Linked DNA regions of Homo sapiens: region 1 is linked to region 2. A link is a loop called in an ENCODE intact Hi-C map of the cell type or tissue named here. Cell type or tissue: PC-9. All regions are shown on one strand. Links, peaks and the distances in the headings refer to the core of each region. The heading gives the core; the rest is flanking DNA.

What was found. Peaks named below come from ENCODE experiments on the same cell type or tissue, not always from the same donor. Only the 100,000 strongest peaks of a DNase experiment are listed, where the experiment ranks them.
Region 1: it touches region 2 in a loop (3-fold over the local background); 1 of 110 quality-filtered maps calls a loop at or near these places.

What each region holds. Positions count from the first base shown.
Region 1 is chr14:53,789,598-53,792,522 of GRCh38, reverse strand. All of the region lies in intron 3 of LINC02331 (long intergenic non-protein coding RNA 2331), which reads left to right. Among named protein-coding and RNA genes, the nearest start is that of LINC02331, 60 kb to the left of the region's middle. In PC-9, for the core only: no CTCF peak of the experiment used is centred there; a DNase peak (open chromatin) is centred at 1,142.
Region 2 is chr14:53,841,792-53,844,716 of GRCh38, reverse strand. The region is part of intron 2 of LINC02331 (long intergenic non-protein coding RNA 2331); the gene reads left to right. Among named protein-coding and RNA genes, the nearest start is that of LINC02331, 7.6 kb to the left of the region's middle. In PC-9, for the core only: no CTCF peak of the experiment used is centred there; a DNase peak (open chromatin) is centred at 1,576; H3K27ac peaks cover 1,213 bases.

The DNA.
Region 1 (2,925 bases), core at 134-2,633, 52 kb after region 2:
TGCACCCTAAACATGGTTTCACTGATTGCTAGTTTTCCATAAGAATACAAAACCAATTGTTTATTGTACTGTCACAAGTTTGCCTCCCTCAGGCTTTCACTATTTCAGCTAAAACAGATGCTATTTAGAAATATAGAATATTGTAAAAGCCACTTAATTCTCTAATGATTTCAATTATAAAAGGTAAAAATTTTTTACCTCCCCATGCTTCAGGTTAATTTTGTCCTCACCTTATGTTTTTGTTATTCTCTCTGCCTCGATTCTCCCCTCATTTCCATCCATTTAATTCTTTGCTCCTCTTCCTGGAATTCATATAGTAGGAATTCCACCTCTCCCATGTGCATTTGAGCCAAAGTTCCCAAAGCAAGTTCTATGGAACATGATTACCTGAAGAGCTTCCTGAAAGCTGGGTTCCATGGTCAAAGAAGCTTGAGAAAACCTCACATTATCTCTTGTCTGATGACCAGAATTTATTATTTGTACCTTAAAGTTTAGCAGTCAATTATTGTATATGTAAGAAATGATTAAATATCTATCATGGACCAAGCATACACAGGGCTGAATATGGGAGTTATAATTGTTCCCTCACCCTAAGTAAGTCTTGTCTGTTTACCCAGATTTTGTAGTTCTGGAAAGTAAGGACTGGTCCTATTGTATTGTTATACTGTTATAGAGTTACAGTATAATGGCAATAAGAGAGGCTCAATAAATGATTTCCGGTTGGCTTGTTGGTTAACTAAATGTGAGTTAGCTTTTACCAATAAAAATTGCTTTTATCTTCTCCTTGAAAACTACTCTGCAAGAGAAAGTGCCTTTGATCCTACTTAGTAGGATAGTTTTTCTAACAACAAAACTCTCTACAGAAAGTCTGAAATGCATCTGCATAATGTGACTGACTCAAATAGCAATGTCCAACATCAGAAAAATACCAATTTTCCAATTTTGGAATGCCTACCAGGATACATAGAAGACCACAGGGAAAAAAACACCACAATTATCCCCATTTTATTCTCCACTACAGAAATCCAGCCTCTGTTGCTGGATTTGATGTCTAGCCACAATCACATGTGACTAAGTTGAGTTCATGAACTGAATTTGGGCTGATCCCATTAAATTCTTAAATAGAGAAAAATATTTGTTCTCACCTGACCAGCTTTGACTAAAAGGCATCTTGTGGTGAGGACAATGCAAAATGAAGCATGCCATTCTCCTGTCACACGATATCTGCCTCGAAATCAGATTGCCACCCAGTGATTAATACCGTCTGTCTAACACATTCCTTGTTTGGGGGCTGGGTGTCAGGAAAGAAGGATTTATTATATCATAAGATGTCCATGAACAAACTCCAGGGACAGATGTGGTAAAAACAGGACTTAAAGCATTTGGTGAGAATATCCCAGTTATTCTTTAAGGGACTTGTCAAACATTAAATTAAGTGAAGCAGAAGGGTTTTATGATTTTTCTCCCCTCCTTAAGTGGACTGTCAGAGTTATGTTACTAGAGTTAATGCTACCAAATTTGAATGCTTGAGTGCAGCCCTGTCTTGAAGTATTTGTCAGGGAAAAAAAAAGACTGTTTGAGGCTTGGCAGACACTTCCCATATGAGTTATGAGAGAATAAACTATTTCCAAGTTGTACTACTGAAAGCTGAAAGGACCTATGGAAGACCTTCCAAACTGTTATTATAAATAGGAATTCAAACCATGGAAGAATTCATGCAAAATCTTGATTCAGAGCATACTTGAACTTAGCATTTCCCTTACCATGGCCTTTCTGAGTGTGTTACTTAACACTGCATAAATGGTTCTCAACTATCTGAGGATGGTGTTTGATGTCCCTGTTGCTGTTGAGTGCAGAATTAAAAACAACAAAAAACGGCTCCAAATTTCAAGTATGCACTATGCAGGTGAGCTGGGAGGCAGGACTTTCTGCCAGTGGAGTCATTTAACTCTAGAATGTGCTGGTAAGAGTGGATTTGATGGAGGGTGTGAGTTGTCAGCTCAGAGAAACTTAAGCTGGAATGTAGCTTGTTACCATTTGTTACTGCTCTGCCTCACCTGAAATGCTGTTTTCTCTCCAGCCATACCAGATCCTCTGTCAATTAGAATTCTGGTCCTTGATGAAACCTTGTTAGATTGCAGGCCCTAAAGGCAGAGGAAAGGCAGCAATGATGGGGGACGAGTGTTTGCACTGTGTTGGTCTCTCCCCATCACCTTGATACATCTATTGAGAACAGATAGTCAGTTCCACAGCACAGCATAAAGTTTCCCCCAGAGTGTGGTCCTTGAGCTACCTGCATCAGCATCATCAAACAAGCCTTTAAAATGCATATTCTCAGGCCCTGTGCTAAATATTCAGTATTAGACTCTCTGGGAGTGAGGCCTGGGAATATGCATTTTAAGATTCCCCAAGGGACTTTGGTGTACCCTGCATTTCTACTTGAGATTTGGGTTACCTCTTTTATTTGTAGTTGCAATTGTTTAGACCAGATGCTTCCTGAAGAAGAGGCTACAGGAGAGGGAGGAGACGGGGTAGGGGAAGAGACAGAGACTGGACCCTTTGAAAGGGTGATGTTGGGGTCAAATGGACTTCGAGAGCAGCTGTAGGGCAGGGATTCTACACTGGTGACCTGCACATATATTTTCTTTGAATTACACAGCATTTACAATTTTTAAAAATCAAAATGCCTTTATACTGGGCATATCCTCTTCTGTCTTCCACAACTCATCACTGCCTACTCATTCATCCCCTTGCCATTGAAGGCACTTGATTACCAACTCCTGGGGAAGGTGGCAGATTTAACATTAAATGGCCTATTGTCTCCTTGTTTTTAAATCATGGATGGATATGAACATGTTTACAAAAGTTCAAGAGCATTGAACAGGCTTTTTCTTTGATTTGTCTTTAAACCAGGTTGACTTTTAC
Region 2 (2,925 bases), core at 120-2,619:
TACCAAATAAGTGGCTTTCGGTTCTTGCTTTCCCTCCATTTAATCTATTTTTATTTGATTGTGTGGCACCTGAAGAGATACATGGAATTATATATCCTATTAATTGCTGCTCATGAAAAAAATTAAAAGCAAATACTACTGAGTCACATGGAATTAAATCCATCTATGAGGACATAATTTATTTATTTGCCTGAGATTATTTAGGGAGTTTTTTTTGTATTTAAATGAAATTATATGCTGAAATTGTTTTTGCTTTTGTCTGTCAGCATGGTGTCTTGGTTATGAATGCATTCTAGCATTATGAATTTTGTGCGGGTGATTTTCCCAATTCCCCTCTACCACATGTGAAAATAGGATATTTGCTGATGATAAATTCAGACAGATTTCTCTAAGTTTGTCCACTAAGCAACAGACTAAATTAACTGCTTAATTTAAATTTTAAGGGAAGATCCTAGACTTCAATGCCTCCTCCTGCTGAATGTTGTCCCAAATATGCCCCACATAGAAATGCTTTGTCCTTGTCTTATTCCATTCTAGTCTCCTTGCCTTTTAAAAAAAATTTGGCCCCTTCTAACACTCTCTCCCTGCTACCTTAGAGCAGGGACACATGTATTTGCAAAGCCTCTGTTTTCATATTTAATTTTTTTTCTATTTTTCAGAGAGTGGTGTTGCATGTTCCCCACTCTTTTTCTTTTGATGCCTCTCACTCATGTTGCTTGTAGCTTCATTTTGTTTTGTTTGTTCGTTTACTTGAGTTCTTTCTCTCCTCAATATCATTATCCTAGAACATGGACTAAGGACCAATCTTCCTTTTTTCACACCATTCTCTTCCTACCCGTGCACTATATTCACACAATCAGTTCACTTTAAGTGTAAATTGGTGACAAAATTGATAGCCTTTGAGTTACGTGTAGCTCTCAATGTCAGGATTATTTTTCCCAAATTATAAAACTTCTTATTTAATCAGACTTAGAGAAAAGAAATCATTGGCCCACAGACCTGAAATGTCTAGGGGTGGAACTTTTGGCATGTGTGGATCCAGCGGTGCAAACTTCCAACTTCCTCCATGAGGTGGGCTTGGCCAAACTGGCTATTCCCTGACAAATCCAATCGCAGCAGAAGAAAACCTTTTCTTTCCTGATATTGCAATGCAACCTTTCAGATCAGCTCTTGATTGAACCAGTTCGAACCAAAACCAGGAGAATTTAGGTGAGGGAAGTGGTACCCAAATGAAAAGAAGGGTGTTAGTACAGAAGATGGGGGAATGGATGCTGGCTAGGCAACACAAGTGTCCATTATAATCTCCTTCCTAGGCAGACTGTGATCCTTTCAGAGCTCTTGTTTCTGTATTTGGATTTTGAACCCTACCCACCTGTATCAAAAATACCGTGAAATGTGGCATTTTCACTTAATACTAATAGCAAATCATGACTGAAGAGTAACAGGACAGTGGTTTAAATTTCATCACTTTTAGAAATGTGGCAGGAAATAAATGTCTGCTATTTCCCCATCTCTATGGGTACTAACAATAGTTTGGGCGATAAGGAAAGTTCTTGGCAGACTGTGTAATACGGCTCTACTGTTGACCCCACATTCCTGAGCCCTGATACCTTTGTGTACTCTTTAGTCTCAGAATGTGGCTCTATTGCAGAGCTTGCTTGGTGTTGGCCTGGCTCATCTCCGTCCAGAGAAAGGCATGCTGGGTGCTTCACAGTTGGATTATTGCCATTTGATGGTAACACAAATTACTCCCTAATGTGTGTTGTATGTCTTACTAGCTGGGTTGCTTTGCTCAAGAGGCTTAACCTTGCCAATCTTTAGCTAACGTCCTATTAAATTCCTACTTCACAGGGTGGCTTTAAGGGTCATTTGAGTCAATGTGAATGTAACCTGGCACATAGACATTGTGTCGGTAACTGGAGGTTATCATTGGAAACACAATCTGAGAGCACCAGCCTCCTGCTTGGACTTCTAACTCTGCCCTTTCAGAATTTTCTTCTGTCTCATTTTGTCATCACATCTCCTTTACCTGTTCACCTGTTTAATGAATTCTTTTTGAGCTTATTATAGTTTTTATTGCACTTATTGAGTGCACACTACATCTAAGCATCTTAGGTTGTTCATCATTTGATCCTCACAACGAGACTATAGGTAAGTAGTATTTATTTTTTCCATTTGATGGATAGGGACACTGCAGCTTAGAGAGGTTGTACAGAAGGAGGGGGACAATTGATCATTAAGTTTGTGAAGACAGGCCTGGTTTTGGCCAGGCATGGTGGTGCATGCCTGTAATCCCAGCATTTTGGGAGGCTGAGGCAGGATGATCACTTGAGCCCAGGAGGTTGACACTGCAGTGAGCTGATGGCACTGCTGCACTCTAGCCTGAGTGATAGAGTAAGACCCTGTCTCAAAAGAAAAAAAGAAGAAGGAAAAAAGACAGGCCTCAAGCTTGGGTCAGAATCAATCTGATACCCTTGTTCTCATTAAATGTGTGGTTTGGGAACTTCTGTGTGCATAAGAATCACCTACAGTGTATTCAAAGTGCAGATTTTTGGAGCTCACCCTCAAAGGTTCTGATGTGATGGCCCTGGAGTAGGCTAGAGAAGTCTGCATTTACAACAAGATTACCAAGTGATTCTCCACAGGTGGTCTTCAAACCACAGGGCCACAGGTGGACTTCAGATGATTGAACTCCCTTTCTGGGGTTTCCTATCTTTTCCAGTTTCTCTGGGCAAAGGATTGAACTGCACTGCTACCTGAAGGTCCTTAGATCTGCCCTGCTGCCAGCAGCACAGTTGCCTTCTCCTGGCTTCCTACTTTTTCAAACAATTCCTTAACCCTTTGAGTATCCAGCTAATCTGATCTCCCTTTGAATCTTTAGCACCCGAACTTAGGTTGAGAGTGCATATGTTAGCCTTGTTCCTA